Regions from separate parts of the Homo sapiens genome. Here region 2 is linked to region 1. Evidence: chromatin contacts called from ENCODE Hi-C or POLR2A ChIA-PET data. All regions are on one chromosome and are shown on one strand. The core of a region is the stretch at or near the end of the contact, and the rest is flanking DNA. Distances in the headings are between cores, read along the strand shown. Region 1 overlaps LINC00924 (long intergenic non-protein coding RNA 924). Region 2 overlaps LETR1 (lymphatic endothelial transcriptional regulator lncRNA 1).

Evidence for each region. A loop is a pair of places that touch in the nucleus more often than their neighbours do. ChIA-PET counts read pairs that join two places held with the same protein, here RNA polymerase II (POLR2A). Pooled maps may share reads with other maps.
Region 2: a map of endothelial cell of umbilical vein shows a loop between it and region 1 (5-fold over the local background). The contact joins two enhancer-like sites. A Hi-C loop is called at or near these places in 4 of 168 maps with a recorded cell type or tissue (cardiac septum, endothelial cell of umbilical vein, heart left ventricle and 1 more), 1 of 37 single-sample maps with no recorded cell type and 8 of 50 pooled maps. POLR2A ChIA-PET finds 5 or more read pairs at or near these places in 1 of 52 experiments (Panc1).

The regions. Positions count from the first base shown.
Region 1 is chr15:95,456,425-95,464,242 of GRCh38, reverse strand. All of the region lies in intron 3 of LINC00924 (long intergenic non-protein coding RNA 924), which reads right to left. LOC105370993 (a long non-coding RNA gene) reads left to right here. Exons shown (of 3, transcript NR_188326.1): 3 at 1-656. Among named protein-coding and RNA genes, the nearest start is that of LINC00924, 27 kb to the right of the region's middle. Within about 2 kb of position 4,807, at least 2 of the 41 ENCODE cell types and tissues checked have a DNase peak (open chromatin) inside an H3K27ac peak, as active enhancers do; they include endothelial cell of umbilical vein, where a contact is called at or near this core.
Region 2 is chr15:95,297,687-95,305,504 of GRCh38, reverse strand. All of the region lies in intron 1 of LETR1 (lymphatic endothelial transcriptional regulator lncRNA 1), which reads left to right. Among named protein-coding and RNA genes, the nearest start is that of LETR1, 26 kb to the left of the region's middle. Within about 2 kb of position 4,409, at least 4 of the 41 ENCODE cell types and tissues checked have a DNase peak (open chromatin) inside an H3K27ac peak, as active enhancers do; they include endothelial cell of umbilical vein, where a contact is called at or near this core.

The DNA of each region.
Region 1 (7,818 bases), core at 3,558-6,057:
AAAACAACTTTCTGTTCCTCTGGTATCCCCTGATAACTGATTTCAAGTTATGGCCAAGGACTGCCTTATCGCCGTCAGTGGCTGTCAAAAATTTATAAGTATATTCATTTCCCTATTCAACTTAATTGGTATTTTGGGTATGACACTAGAAAAGCAAGTTAGACTTGCCTGTTGGAGTCCAAGGATACCTCCAACAAAATTCTAGACAATAAAAGAAAGGGTAAGTGTCTGAGGGGAGGGGGCACTTACAAATTATTCCATTTAATGCTAATTCGAGGCTTCCAGATTCATTTTGGGAAAATCAAAGAGCAAGAGCTGTATGCATGGCTTTTTAAAACACAAAGAAAATTGGGAAGCATGGGCTTCCCAATTTTCCTGCGCATAAACTTCTAGAACAATTTCTATTGTTGATACTTTAAAAAAAATCTTTTTCTTTTCTGTGATGTGGTCTTTTAAACTCATACCACAACTTATGGCTCCCTCTACTTCCTATATTTTAATTGATCTTGAGGTTATTTTCAAGTCACTGGGCTTAATGAACAAATATTTTAGAATTTCTTCCTTTATATACACTCATTTCTGTCTCAATAAAATGTCTAATCAGGAATTCACTTGTGTAGAAAATAAAAAATAGAAGTACATACCCTTCAAGTGAAGTTAGTTGTTTCTGTGATTTTATAAAATCCATGGACCTCAAGTTTGAGTATCATTGTTATAAAAAACACAGCCATTCAAGCCATGCATGGCACAATTACTCATTAACTGGGCAGCTTTTCCTTCAGAACACGGGAATATGGGGACAGAGGCCATGTGATAATGTTGCAGGCTCCATGTCATGGACCAGTATGGAAATCCTAGCTTTTCCTCCTCTGAAATTGGGTTACTTTGTCCATGAAATGGGGATATTCTTGCCGAACTAGCATGATTGACATCATCTCACCAAAATCTCAACAAACGTATGGGTACCCAACAAATGCTGTTGATTTATTTCATTGGGGTACTTCAGTAATGAGAAGTAGTTAATCAACCGGGTTAGGGTTTGAAATTGGCCAAATCTCAGAAATCACCCTGATGCGACTTAACTCTTCTCTGCCTCAGTTCCCTTATCTCTAAAATGGAACTAATATCAATGTTTTTGAAACTATGAAAAGAATTAATGCACATTAAGTCCTTAAGAGATTTCCTGATGTAAACTGTGGACCTGGGGTGACAATGGTGTGTCAGTGTAGGCTTATCAATTATAACAAGGGGGAGGGGGCTGGGTGGAGCAGGGGTGGTGGGGCAGCTGTGGGGGGGCAGGAGCTGTATGAGAAATCTCTGTCCCTTCTACTCAATTTTGTTGTGAACCTAAAACTGTTCTAAAAGAAATTAAGTCTATTTTGAAAAGTTTCCCTGCACATACAAATACTCCAAAAATATTGGCTCTTATGATTTACAAATAGTGCTCGAAAATAACTGAAAGCAGTCTGTGAATCTTTACAAAGAAGAACTTGACTGTTACGTCATTCTGATGATGGAGCTTTCATGTAATTTAGATAGCAATGCCTTTTTGTTAACCTCAATTTTTCTTTTTGAGTATTATATCCTTTCTGTCCCCAATTCTTGCTGAAGGGGGAAATGGAAGTAAAAACCTTTAATGTTTTCCATTTTTTCGATCATTTGGTTTCTTCTCTTTTTCAGAGCAGTTTCTTGTGAAACCTTATCTGTTCTTCCCTGGACAAAACGTGTTGTTTTCATTGTGTTAGATAGCCTAACACTGGAGAAAATTCAGCAGATCACAGTGCACATCCCCAAGTTGCAATGTGGGGACGGACAGTTCAGACGTGGAACTCCCAGGTATTTGCCGGACTGGTCCGTGTAAGACCTCTCACCGGTTCGCATAAAGGTGTATTGCTATTCAGATAATGTCTTCCCCTGCTCAACAAAAGGTTGTTGTACCGAGCTGTGATTGTGACAAATGATTTACTATTAGGAACATTCTGTAATTATTGTTCGGTGGGACCGCAGACCGATACATCATTAACATGATAGACGGCCTTTGATACCAGCAAAAATAACTAAATTAATAAAAATGGCTTCATTCCAATCCCTGTCAGAAAGCCAATACTCAGAACAATCAAGCAGCAGTGATACCTGAGAAGGCCATAGTTTATATCCCCCAACAAATCAGGTTTCATACAGAAGCAATAAAATATTTGTATATATAATCTCTGTAATATGGATCTGTATAATATAAGAGATTTTATGGAGATCAGCTCTAAACAAAAATATAGGATATGTAAATATTTTCTTCCAAATGATTTAGATGTAAATTTATGCTTTTATGCAATTGGATTGCAGTTTTAGAATATTAGAATTTGCCTTTGACATCTTTTCTTTCAAGATGTCTTAAGCACTGAGAAACATTTTAATGTAGATTCTACAGGCTAAAGTTTCGTTTTTCCTTTCTCTTATTTTCTTCTCTTTTTCCTTTCTCCCTTCCTTCCATCCTTTCTTTCCTTCTTTCTTCTTTCTTTCAATCCTTTCCTCCTTTCTTTCTTTTCATCAACAAATCCCTAATTTATGCTTTAAATCCTTAGCCTCACATTTCTGACATTTCTACACAGAATGAGAGGAAAGAAAGATCTATTTCTGAGTACTCTGTTGAAATAGACTTATAGAAACAAAATGCAGACTACGGGCATCGATACAAAACCTTTGAGGTCCACCTAAGTAGAAATCACAATTACATTTCTAGGTTTTTTTTGCACTTTAGTACTGAAAACAAATTTCAATTAAAAAATGGACAATTATAATAAGGGGGACCTGCATAGAAATCTAAGACTAGGAGCTCTCAAGAAATCAGAGAAAGTATAACAGAAAGCAACTGTTTTCTATTATTTTCTTCCTTACTTATTTTCTCTCTTTCAGTGTATTTTTGTCTGCAATCTCATATCCAAAACTCTTGGGATGAGATGTGTCCTGTAATTCAGAACCGTTATGATTTTGGAAGACATCTTGGCCACAAAGCCAAATACTATCTGCCATCATCAGGGAACCTAGGGTGGCATCCATTAATATGTATGCAACAACACATATGAATACACACCAACTGGGATAAATAAAGACTGCATCGTCCACATAGGTGTGGGTCACATTTTGCTACAAATGAAATCAACTTAGGTCAAAAATAAATGTTGTGTAGAGACTTTTAGATTAAGGAATTGCAACTGAACTGTTCAAACCAACTCTAAGAATCCTGTTAATTTAAATATAATCTAAATTCATCTTGTGTGATTCCATTCACTTTGAATACTTTTTTAAAGACTTTATTCTTTTAGAGCAGTTTTAGTCTTACAGTAGAATTGAGAGGAAGGAACAAAGATTCCCCATATACCCCCTTTTTTTTTTTTTGAGACAGGGTCTCACTCTGTCACCCAGTCTGGAGTGCACTGGCATGATCTCAGCTTACTCTAACCTCCACATCCCAGGTTCAAGTGATTCTCCTGCCTCAGCCGCCTGAGTAGCTGGGATTACAGGTGTGAACCACCACACCCAGCTAATTTTTGTATTTTTAGTAGAGACAGGGTTTCACCATGTTGGCCAGGCTGGTCTCAAACTCCTGACTTCAGGTGATCTATCCTTCTCGGCCTCCCAAAGTGCTGGGATGACAGGCATGAGCCACCATGCCGGGCCTCATATACCCTCACATTCTCACATGCAGTGACTTCCTTCCATCTTCCACCAGACAGGTGCCTTTGTTACAACTGACGAACCTACAGTGACACATCATCACCACCCAAAGTCCACAGTTTACGTTAGTGTTCATTCTTGGCGTACTTTCTGTGGATATTCCATTTCATTATACATTTGTCCTTTTGCACATTGTGACGGGGTTGTTCCACTCTTTTTTCTTTTTTTTTTTTTAATAAGAGACAGGGGTCTTGCCATGTTGCTCAAGCTAGTCTGGAACCCCTGGGTTCAAGCCATCCTCCTGCCTCAGCCTCCCAAAGTGTGGGGATTACAGGTGTGAGCCACCATGCCTGGCTTTTTCCACTCTTTGTAGGAGCTTGAAAATAATAGAAATCACCACTTAATGGATACTCAATAAATACAAGTTATTGGTTGAGTAACTGGTATTGTAACATAGCAGCCTTTTAGAAATGTGCTCCTGTGACTTCATACTTCTACAGAAGTTGCAAGGATCTAAACGCTTCAAACTCTGATAAACTTTATTCACTGACAAATTTATTCTCAGAAATGTTCATACCTTTGTGGAAAAGGTATAAAAATAGTCTGTAATTGTCTACATAGTAGATATTTTATTAAGTAAAGACATTGTTTTCAAAGCCAGATTTCTATCTAAGATGATTTTGAAAAATATCGCTGCTCAGTTCTTCCAATGCCATTGGCATAAGTGAAATCACTGTCAGCGGCTGGCTATAAAGGGAAGAGTTGTACAGAATTGTAGCTCAGAGATGCTGAGATGATATCAAATGTCATTTTGATTCTGAAACTAAAGAAGGGAAGAGTATTGTGCAAGGTGAGGGGAGGCATGCAGGTAAGGGATCCAGTGCAACCTTTCCTGGGTAGTCAGCGAGAGAATCATGCAATTGTTGTTATGGCTAAAGCTTGATTGAGACCTATTTTAAAACTCGTCTTTTCTGCTTTGGCCTTCTCTTAAAGGAAGACAAATGCCCTTGAAAAGGAGTCTTAAAAGTATGATTCACGGACTTGGGAAGAATTACAGGATGCAGACAGCCTAGAGTGGTGCCTCCTGCCCCCAAAGGAGTTCACATTTCCTTCCTCTTAATCTGAGTGAACCATTAAAAAGTTAGTCAGTTCCCTGGAGGCTCTTTCTGAGGAATCTCCTAAAAGGAAATACCCTGCACTGGAAAGGTAATTTACCTAGACAGGATTTAAAAAACTAAGTTCCAGTTCAGAGATAACCAGCGACTTTATATGGGCTGGTGTATTCCTCCTTTTAAGGATTCTCCCCTGAAGTTAGTTAACAAATCAAAAAGGTAGGCAGAACAACATCAAGAAAGAACACACTACCCTTGCACATTTTATTTATTTATTTTTATATGCAATTAAGTCCTCAAACGGATAGTTTCACTGCTGTTGTAATATCAAACTGTAAATATGCAATACATTGATTTTTTTTTTCCTGAAAATAGGCTCGTATTCAAACCAGAAACATTTTGTGTTCTATTCTGAGAATGTTTTTAATTATTTTAGCTAGTGGGAAAACTCTTTTCTTTGGGATAGGGATGTGGGAGGGGAACAAAAATCTGTGTTCTGGACCTTAGGGAGTGCTGTGGTAATTCAGTTTCTGAGGTCTTCAGGAAGCCGGGCTTAGGAGTTGATTCCCTTTTATGGCTAAATAACTCTTATGAATTTGTCTTTTCAAAGTCCACTGGAAACTGGAAAGAGGAGCATGATTACAGAAAGCTGCAGCTGTGAATATTTGCAGAGCAGCTTAGTTTCCCATCTCTATCAATTCTCTCTCCCCTGCCCCCACCTCCAGCAACTAATATCTTAGCATCTTATGGAGTAATATGATAGAACTGTCAAGAATGAATGAGGACTTTGGGCCGTATTAATTCCCATCAACAAACTAATGTCTAATGTTTTGTAGGCTACAGATAAGAAGTTGACCACTGCATTACATTTGTCAATAATTTTTGCATTTTCTAGGGTTAGGTTCATGGAAGGAATTTTTTCCTGATGGTGGTGAGAACGCTGTCAAGATTTTGTTGCTCAAATAAGATCAGAACATGCATTTGTTGTTTGCACACTTTTTCCTGGAAGAAAATGGAGGGGAACTATAAACAAGCAGAAAGGTGGAAAAATGCAAATGCTGGAGTTGGAGGTGGCTTATATAGGGAAGTCTCTGTATATTGAAACAAATCAGGGAGACTGGGCCAGGCCAGGCAAGAGAGGACAGCACATTCTCATCTTTTACTTCTTCTGAAATTGGAAGTACAAGATTCTGAAATTCTGGTAGATTAAACGAGAACGACAAGCATCTTTTTGCCTCAAGAAATTTAATGTTTTGTAGCCATAGGGCAGGATTCCGATACCATACTGTATTATCACAAGCTAAAGTCAAAAAAGAAAGAAGTTTTGAGAATGCCTGGATTTGTATGTTTTCAATACATAATACAACTCTTTCTGTGTGAAATGAAAGGCAGATCGTGGGAAAATGTATGATTCTATTTATAGTCAAATTTAAATTATCTGATTATAAGGCAAAATTAGGACAGACTTTAAACCTGCCCTTTTAGTGTCTAATTTGCCACAAAAAATAGTAAAACTACTCACATTTGATAAGCAATCTGTCTTGTTATTTCTTATCCTATGAACTATGAAAAAGAACTAAGAAAAATTCCCCTCTTTTTTTTTTCTTTTCATAAAACTCAATCCAGGGCCTGCATATTATATTCACATTTTTTCTTGTGTGCTTCCTTTTGTATGTTTTGGCCACACTGGCGGAATTTTCTATGATAAGAGGACCACCAATCCAGTATGCATGGTGTGGGGTTGGCCCGTTGAGTGGGCCCCACTGGGCCTCCGGGGAAGAGGGCCAGGAATTCACAGGGCTTGATTACCACCGGGGCTTTTTCTGCTTTTAAGTTAACTATGTTCTTCCTGGTAAATCAACGCCTCGACTTCGGAGATTGAACATCAGCTCTGTGATTGAGCAGAAACTCTGAAAAGAAGACTTGCCAGCAATGCCTACCTGACCTTTCTCCAAACTTGTTATAAGGAAAATAAGAAGGTGTCCAGGAGAAAGGGAGTCGTTGGATGTGGAACTACTAGGGGGACTTAAATGTTTTTAAACCAGCTTCCACGGTGACATATGTAAACAGAAGTCAAAGTATCTTCATGCATACAAGATAAACATTTATCATTTAGCTTTTCATTTTGTGTCCATAACACTTGCATGTGCCTGCCATGAGTATTTTCTTTCTAAAAAGCATAAAATTAAATTTACCAGGATGCGTCCAATTGTGATTTCTCTATTTACTTCCTATGATCTAACACAATCTGGTAAATATTTATGGGACACATGTGCCATTAAAGTGGCTGGGTTATATGTTGGTGACATGAAGATAGAGTCGTTAATACTTGAGATTGGTCAAATGGCTCTGTTAGTATTCAAATTTTCTGTTCTTAACATGGTTGTTAGCATTTTCTTTTTGATAGGTTTGGTTTTATTATTGTGACCAATTTTTTATCTCTCCTTGTATCTATGGCCTATGATGTGTGATTTTCACATGTGACTTAAGGAGATAAGTATATGAGCTTATCCCCTGACTTAGGGTTACCCATATGACTTGCTGTGGCCAAAAGAATAAGGTAGAAATGAGAGCATGCCCTAAGAGGCATTGCATGGTATTGCTTTCTTTCTTATGCTTATGCTTAGCCATGAGAACATACCTGGGCAGCACTGTTTGTCCCAAGGGGAAGATGAAGAACATAGAGAACAGAATCAGCTGAGCCATCCCAGCCAAGCTTAGCTATGATCAACTATGTCCTAACTGATCTCCGGATGCATGAGTGATCATAAACCCTAGCTGTCTAAAGCCACTACCTTTTGGAATGGTTTGTTATATAGCAGTCACAATAAGATTTATTCTTTCATTCATTTATTAATTTTCAAACATCAGTTGGACACTTCCTAAGCCCCAAGTTCCGTGGCAGAGGCCTGAGATACAAAGTGCAAATTTCCAGGGAAAACAGAAAAATGGAGCAGTCAATAAAATAGATGCGCAAAGTGCTGAGATAAAAGTGTGCCTTGGGTGCTATGGTGAATCCTTAATAGGATGGTAT
Region 2 (7,818 bases), core at 3,160-5,659, 160 kb after region 1:
AACGAGGTCCTCATGGGGGTGACAGGCAGTCAGAGCTTTGGCCAGAACCCCTAAACATGGCCCACGTCGTTCTCTGTACTTCCTCCTTATGATAGACAGGTGCTTTTTGTACCCAGAAATATTGTTTCTGCCATTTGCATTGTATTTTTTAAGGCTGGGATATAAGTAATAGAATTAAATCCGTTGGTAGGCAAAGTGTGCTATGAATTGTGGCAGTTTTCTGAAGAATTTAAGCCAAGAGGATATTTTTGGTTTGACTAAGTAATATAATTCAGGCCAAAATGGCTTCCAAATTTGAATTTCCAAAAACAGTGATAGTTCACCACTTCACTTGGCTGACACAGAGAAGGCGATCCCAACTTCTAAGATGAAATGAAACTTCTAGGAAAAATCAAAATCAGCCACTACATTTTATCTCTGGAGGGCATGGGAGGAAGAGGCAAGATAGGGATCATTACAACGTTGTAATCTGTTAGTCATCCAAAAAAAAAAAAAAAGAAAGAAAGAAGGGAAACGTTTTCTCTATGTTCTATAAATTCTATTCCAGCTGCATAAACTGCACTAGAACTGAACACAGCCTCCACTAAAACAAAATTTTAAAACAACAACAACAAAAAACTCATAAATGAGCTGGGGACCACTTTAATGGCAAAGTGGTCATAAACCAGTGTGTTGGAATTTCATCAATATGACATCATTCCCAATGTGACATGGGAGAGCCCACCCTCCATTTCCCTTCCAACTATCCCTCTCACACGCCCCCTTTCCTCTTAAAGAGATGATGAAGCTGCCTGCGCAGCACAGAAGGATAATAAAAACCTGTATCCCTTAAGCTGAATTCAGCCCAATGAACTGCACAAACAGCAATAACCAAAACAAAGCTAGCAGGAAACGTTTGCACACAGCATCTGTTATGATCGCATAACCACGAGACAGCTGTTTAATCCCAACTGTTAACATAAGATCATTTGTGTGTTTGAAGAGCGATCCCATTTGGATTTTCCCCTTTATTTATTTATTTTCTAGCTTTTCCAAGAGTGAGACTTTCTCAGCTGTAGGATGCAATTTGTGTTTCTGGTTTTTTCCACTTTCACCCTCAGCTTCCGAATGAGAGGGGTGGTGTGGTTTCTTAACTATAAATACTCAGAGGGGAAAGAGGACGGCTGTGTGGTCTCCTAGCTGAGCAGGGCACAGCCCTTTCTCAGCCTCCGGGGCCGGCTTTCTGCTCCCCAGAACATTCATAAACCATTCTGGTCAGATTATGGGAAAAGGCCCTCACATGAAACGCATCTGGTGGTCTCGGCCAAATTCTAGTGAAGCTGAGTTTTCTCAGCACCACCCAGGATTGGAAGCAATCCTTGTAAAGTTCAGTTCCAAAACGCGAAAACAAAGTCATTAGGCTCACAATTGCTGTGAAAAGGTCAATGAAGGATGTCAGCAGTTTGGGTGGCCTGTGTGAGTGCCCACATTGGAAGCCTGAGCAGGACACCTAGATAACTTATGATGGTGAGGGCTATGATCAGACTTTCTTTTTTTCCATTTACATCGCAACTCGCTGCCTGCAGGCTCCCCAAATGTTCAGTAGAGAATATGCATGCTTTACTGTTGAATTGCAGCCAACGTGTCACACAAGTGGCTGATGACAGTGACAAGCAGTACAGAGCTGCCCATGTGGTCCTTGGGCGAGAGGAATTGGCCATGAAAATTTGGACAAGCATTAACCTTGAAAGCTGCCTGAAATTAGCATTACATAAATCTTTCTTCACATCCTCCATCTTTTAATATTTCATCCCAGCAAATCCTCCATTTTGATCCCAACAGGATGATAACATGTATAATATTAAGTTTATCTTTCCAGGAAAAATGAAGCTCAAGGCCTTCTAAAGCTTGAAAGTGAATGTCTTAAACCTGATTCTTAGGGCAAGTTCATTTCTGGGTCATATGAACCTTGGGAATAAAAGGGACTTTTCACTTCTCACTCATTTTCCGTTATAACTTTTTAAAAATATAAATTGTTTAAGAGAAACTTACATCTCTTTGAAATGAGAAATATCACGATAATAGTTTCTGAATGACCTCTGAATTTCTCTTAAATATAAGAACTTCTTTTATTCTCTCTGGTGGTCCCACCTCCTCAAAATTATTGCTCTTTGCTCCATCTCTTTCCCCATAAAGAAAAATTATACACAATTTTTGTATGATTCTATTTTGTATTTTCTATGGAGACTGTCATGGATATTAATTTCCTGAGATTTACTAAGAAATACAAAATCTATCAGTGGGGGCAATCGTCAAAAAATTCAATGTTTAGGTCAGTCTATGGCGTAATTTCTTATCATACTGAGATAAAATTTTTTTTTACTTTTAGCCTGGCATTCTTATCACATGCAAAACAGTTTGCATCCCATAGCAAGGAGAGTGAATGACCGTGGTCCCCTTAGATTATGGACATCCACCTTAATGTTCAACTTCCCCTACACGGGACAAAATCACCAACATCTTTAATGAGAGAAAATCCTTTATCGACTGATTCATTTCCATGTTTTGTTTCTGCAGCTAGACGGGATATCCTGTAAGGTGGTGAAAAGGGAGGGAAATTTAGTACTATCCGTTTGTGATTTGCCATCATCATTACTATTATTATTATTTCTACTCTCAAGTTAGTATTATGTTTATCTACTGATTTTCATATATAAAGTCTGTCTTTGGTAAATTCTTTTTCCTTCTCTCCCTTCCCTTTCTATATTACTTCAGAATTACTTTTGGCAGGATTTGGAGAAGAGTTTATCTTTGCTACATAAAAAAGTCATATCTTTTAATATTTGCCACTTTTGTTAAAACTAAATAATCAATTAGTTATTATGTACTCTGAGTTACTGAGTGAAAACCGTAGTTAAATTTACTGGCTTTATTTAAGCATAGGGCCAGTTGGGAAAATAGTTTTGAATGATTTTAAAAGAAGAGGAACTACCTATCCAAGCTGGAGAGAGAGAAATCCCAGAGTGTGAGTAAGCACAGAGAAGTTACAAGTGTCTCTTAGATGCTCACTAGTCGGCAAAAACCAGGAAATACATCTCCTACTGTTTTGTGATCACCCCTGGTTACTGTCGTAACAGGAAGCGTAAATGAGAGGCAGATGATGTGAGAACAGGACTTTCAACTGGGCACCAAGCCTTTCACATACCACACCCACCATGATACTTACCTTGGCAAAAAGATCCCAATTAGTCTACCACACTCATGCTTGAAACCAGCCACATTTACTTCTTATTATTATTTTATATGTATGTATGTATATATTTATTTATTTATTTTTGAGACAGAGTCTTGCTCTTGTCACCCGGGCTGAAGTGGTATGGCACGATCTCCGCTCACTGCAACCTCTGCCTCCCGGGTTCAAGCGATTCTCCTGCCTCAGCCTCCTAAGTAGCTGGAATTACAGGTGCTCGCTGCCACACCCAGCTAATTTTTGCGGTTTTAGTAGAGACAGGGTTTCACCATGTTGGCCAGGCTGGTCTTGAGCTCCCAACCTCTTGATCCACCCGCCTCGGCCTCCCAGTGTGCTGGGATTACAGGCGTGAGTCACCGTGCGTGGCCTATTATTTTTTAATATCTTACACTTTTTATTGAGATAAAATATACAGATACAGTATACCGTCTCTACCATTTTTCAGTGTACAGTTCAGTATTTATGTTCGGTTTTTTTTCCCATCATCCTTCCATCCCCCTTACCCTTCCAAGCCTCTGGTAACCACCATTCTACTCTGTCTTCATGAGATGCACTTTTTTCATTCCCACATATGAATGAGATCATGTGATATTTGCCTCTCTGTGCTTGGCTTGTTTCACTTAACATCATGGCCTCCAGTTCCATCCAGGTTGCTGCAAATTACAAGATTTCATTTTTTGTCTAGATTATGCAGATCTCTTGCCTTTTTGTCAAATACAAAATGCTACATGTCAAGGTAGCATACATCTTTGAAACAAAGCTTGAGGATTTGCCTATTATATACACTTTAGTGTTTCACAGACCCTAAGACCGGTCTTGGCAAACAACCACTCATCAACAAATTATGATCTTAAAAACAAGCACATTGGAAGTGAGGATAGGTAGAAAGAAAATTGTTCAACATCACCAGGGGGAGAAAAGCACTGAGAAAATTAACCAACTCTGAATGAACCAAAGACTTTGTTTTGCAAGGTAGATGGTCCCTGTGCTTCGATCTACTTATTTTTTGCATAATATGACTCGTAGAATGGCAGTCTGCTCTCAAATTAGTCATTTTGAAAGTAAGAAACAAATACATGAGCAAACAATCAGCCAAAAAATACCCTAAGTAAACAGACAATGGAAATGTGGGCTTAGGAATGTGGACAGTGTACCAGTAGGAAACCCTTAGTCCTGCTAGTCTGCAGTGCTAGGAAATGCCTCACTCTGCATTCCTTGGCAGTACGATCCATCCTTTCCTGGCAAAAGTCTTTCTCTCCCTTCCTCACCAGATTATAGTTCCTACATCCAATCCACCTCCTGCCTGTCCCCGGGATCCCTGATTTTTCCTTATGGGTCCTATGTCCTATAGCCTGTGTGGCTGTGACATTCAGGGTTCCAGCTTTGCTTTTTTCTAATCTGTATTTGCCTTCAAGATTGGACTAGAAGCCAAAGGGAGTTTTTGTTTACCTATTATCTACTCCTCTGATGATTTCATAGTAAGTCAATTTTCCGTGTGACTCCTTTTTTTTTTTCTTTTTTTTTGAGACAGAGTCTCCCTCTGTCACCCAGGCTGGAGTGCAATGGTGTGATCTCAGCTCACTGCAAGCTCTGCCTCCCGGGTTCACACCATTCTCCTGCCTCAGCCTCCCCAGCAGCTGAGACTACAGGTGCCAGCCACCATGCCCAACTAATTTTTTTTTGTATTTTTAGTAGAGACGGGGGTTTCACCGTGTTAGCCAGGATGGTCTCGATCTCCTGACCTCGTGATCCGCCCTCCTCGGCCTCCCAAAGCGCTGGGGTTACAGGCGTGCTGTGTGACTCTTAATCCTAAGTGCTACCTAAGAACTTATTCAACATCTTTTAATATAAGACATAGGATGTAAAATTAGGAGCACCCCCAAAATTTGCCTTTCACACGTCATTGGGAAGGCTTGTATCTGACTTAAGTCTTGGAAAAAGAACATATTTGCAATCTCTTCTAAATTATTGGAAAAAAATTAGAAAATATTTACAACCTCTCTTGTCTACCTCGTCTTCAAGCCATCTCCTCACCCCACACTCACTAACATGCGTGCACTATGGGGGCAAATATAGTGCATAACCAAGACTGGCTCACCTCTATTTGCCACCTGTAAATTCAATTTGGAATAACAGCATAATATGAACAGTATATTTAATTTCACTTATTAGAAAAATTCTGGCCAGGCGCAGTGGCTCACACCTGTAATCCCAGCACTTTGGGAGGCCGAGGCAGTGGATCACTTGAGGTCAGGAGTTTGAGACCAGCCTGGCCAACATGGCAAAACCCCATCTCTACTAAAAATACAAAAATTAGCTAGGCATGGTGGCATGCACCTGTAATCTCAGCTATTCTGGAGGTTGAAGCAGGAGAATCATTTGAACCCAGGAGGCGGAGGTTGCAGTGAGCCAGATAGCGCCACTGCACTTCAGCCTGGGCAGCAGAGTGAGACTTCATCTCAAAAAAAAAAAAAAAAAAAAAAAAGAAAGAAAGAAAAAGAAAAATTTCAAGGAACATTTTATACCTTGAAATATCTGTTTTGAATTCATTAATGACTGGGTTGGTTTATTATTATTATTTTAAACTAAATTGATAGAATTGATTGGTAATTTGGTTATTGAAAACATGAAGATTCTTTTGACAACTGAATCAAAGTATATTTAATTTTTTTAAAAACGGCTTTTCATTGAGCAAAAAAACCACTTTGAGAAAAATAGTCGGACTAAGCATTTTATATAATCAGAAAAGAAAAATTTATGCCAGCCAGTTCCTGATACCTCATTCCCTCAAACAACTAAAGTGGTAAATGGAGGCAATTATCCTAAACACCTTTCCTTAATTACAGGGACTCTGTAGGTAAGAAAGTTCTGGGCCTAAATTTTTGCAATAACTATTTTAATTTGCACTTCGTTTTGCATGTGATGACACAGCCTTAGCATTGTGGTCACTTATAATTTTGTATCCAAACTATGTAGCTAAACACATTTGAAAGCAGAAATTCATCAAAAAGGTATCTTAATATCACTGCTAACTTGATTTTTTTTATCTTAACTCTTTTTTATGGCATTTTCCAAATTTTCTATAATGAGTGTGCATAACATTTATAAATGGAAACAAATGAGCATATCAAAAATTATATTAAAATAAAATACCTTGAATTAATTTACGGAGTTTCTCAGTGGGTGGTCTGGGATAGGAGTTTGTTGCAGCCATCTTTGGAAAATACAGTCTGTCACAGAGCCCTTCTGTTAATATGTGGTACCTGACCACTTCCTCTCTTTGAAAAACCACAGGCTGAATGTTAGGAGACTTTTCTAGTTGGAAGATCTTGCACAAATGTGTAGGGTTGATTTCCATGAACAGGTTGTTCCCTGAAAGGTGAGCTGTCTTCCCCGGTCCGTTCCATGGGGCTTGCTCCCTGCATGTAGGCAGCCCTTGGTTCCTTGCCTTTGGCCTACCTCTCATCTCTTTAATGAGGCAAGAACAAAAGCAAGGCGAACTGTTACTGTCAACTACTGTGATTTAGGCAGATCCTCAACACCATTTGGCTTTGTGTTAGATACTGCTTTATTTATATTATTTATTGTTCAACAAAAAATCTGAAATATAGAAGTCATGATGCCCATTTTACCAATGAGGAAATCTGAATCTTGGAAAGAATACCTTGTGCCCAAGGTCACAAAGTCAAGAAGGAGAGACACACAATTTGCATCCAGGTCTGTCTGCTTGCCAAACCTAGAGTTTTTCTGCTTTTCTCACCCAAAATTAACAATGCCATTGGAACCACTATAGAAAATTTTAAATGAAGACTAAAATCCTTTCTGCAGTCTCTCAAACCAAAAAGACAACTTCAGTTCAGTTCACCAAACTCTACCTGGCGCATATATATATATATATATATATATATATATATATATATATATATTTTTTTTTTTTTTTTTTTTTTAAACAGGCAAGTAATAAAATCTTGAGATATTACCAAATCAGTGAAAAATATGAGTACTTCAAAACTCCTTTCTCTCAGAACTCACTTTGAGGCAGAGCCTTTTACTACACTTTGTTAGGGAAAAGAAGGGAGAAAAGTAATGATTGAACTTATTTCTGGCCAGATATTTTACATATATCCTTTTATATTCTTCTCACACCCAGACAGTTTGATCACTTTTCACTTCAGAAGAGATCAGAGAGATAAGTAACTTACTCAAGGTCACAGAATCCACAGATCTGGGACGCCAACTCAAGTTCTTTTAGAATCCAGTTTGGGGCAATCTCTTCCAGCACAGAGTTTCTCAACCTTGGCACTATTGACATTTTGGGCCAGATCATTCTTCGTTGCATGAGGGCAGAGCTGGGGATGGGAATGGAGGTACCATCTGTGCATTGTAGGGTATTTAAGAGCATCTGGTGTTTCTCAGGTGCCAGTGGCACCCCCCAACACCACCACCAAATTGTGAGATGTAAAAATAACTTTATACGTTTCCAGACACTGCAAAATGTCTTTTAGAGGGGAAAAAAACACCCCTAGTTCTAGTATTTGCATATATCCAAATTGTTCCATGACAAGAAAAATAGTTAAGTGAGTTGATAC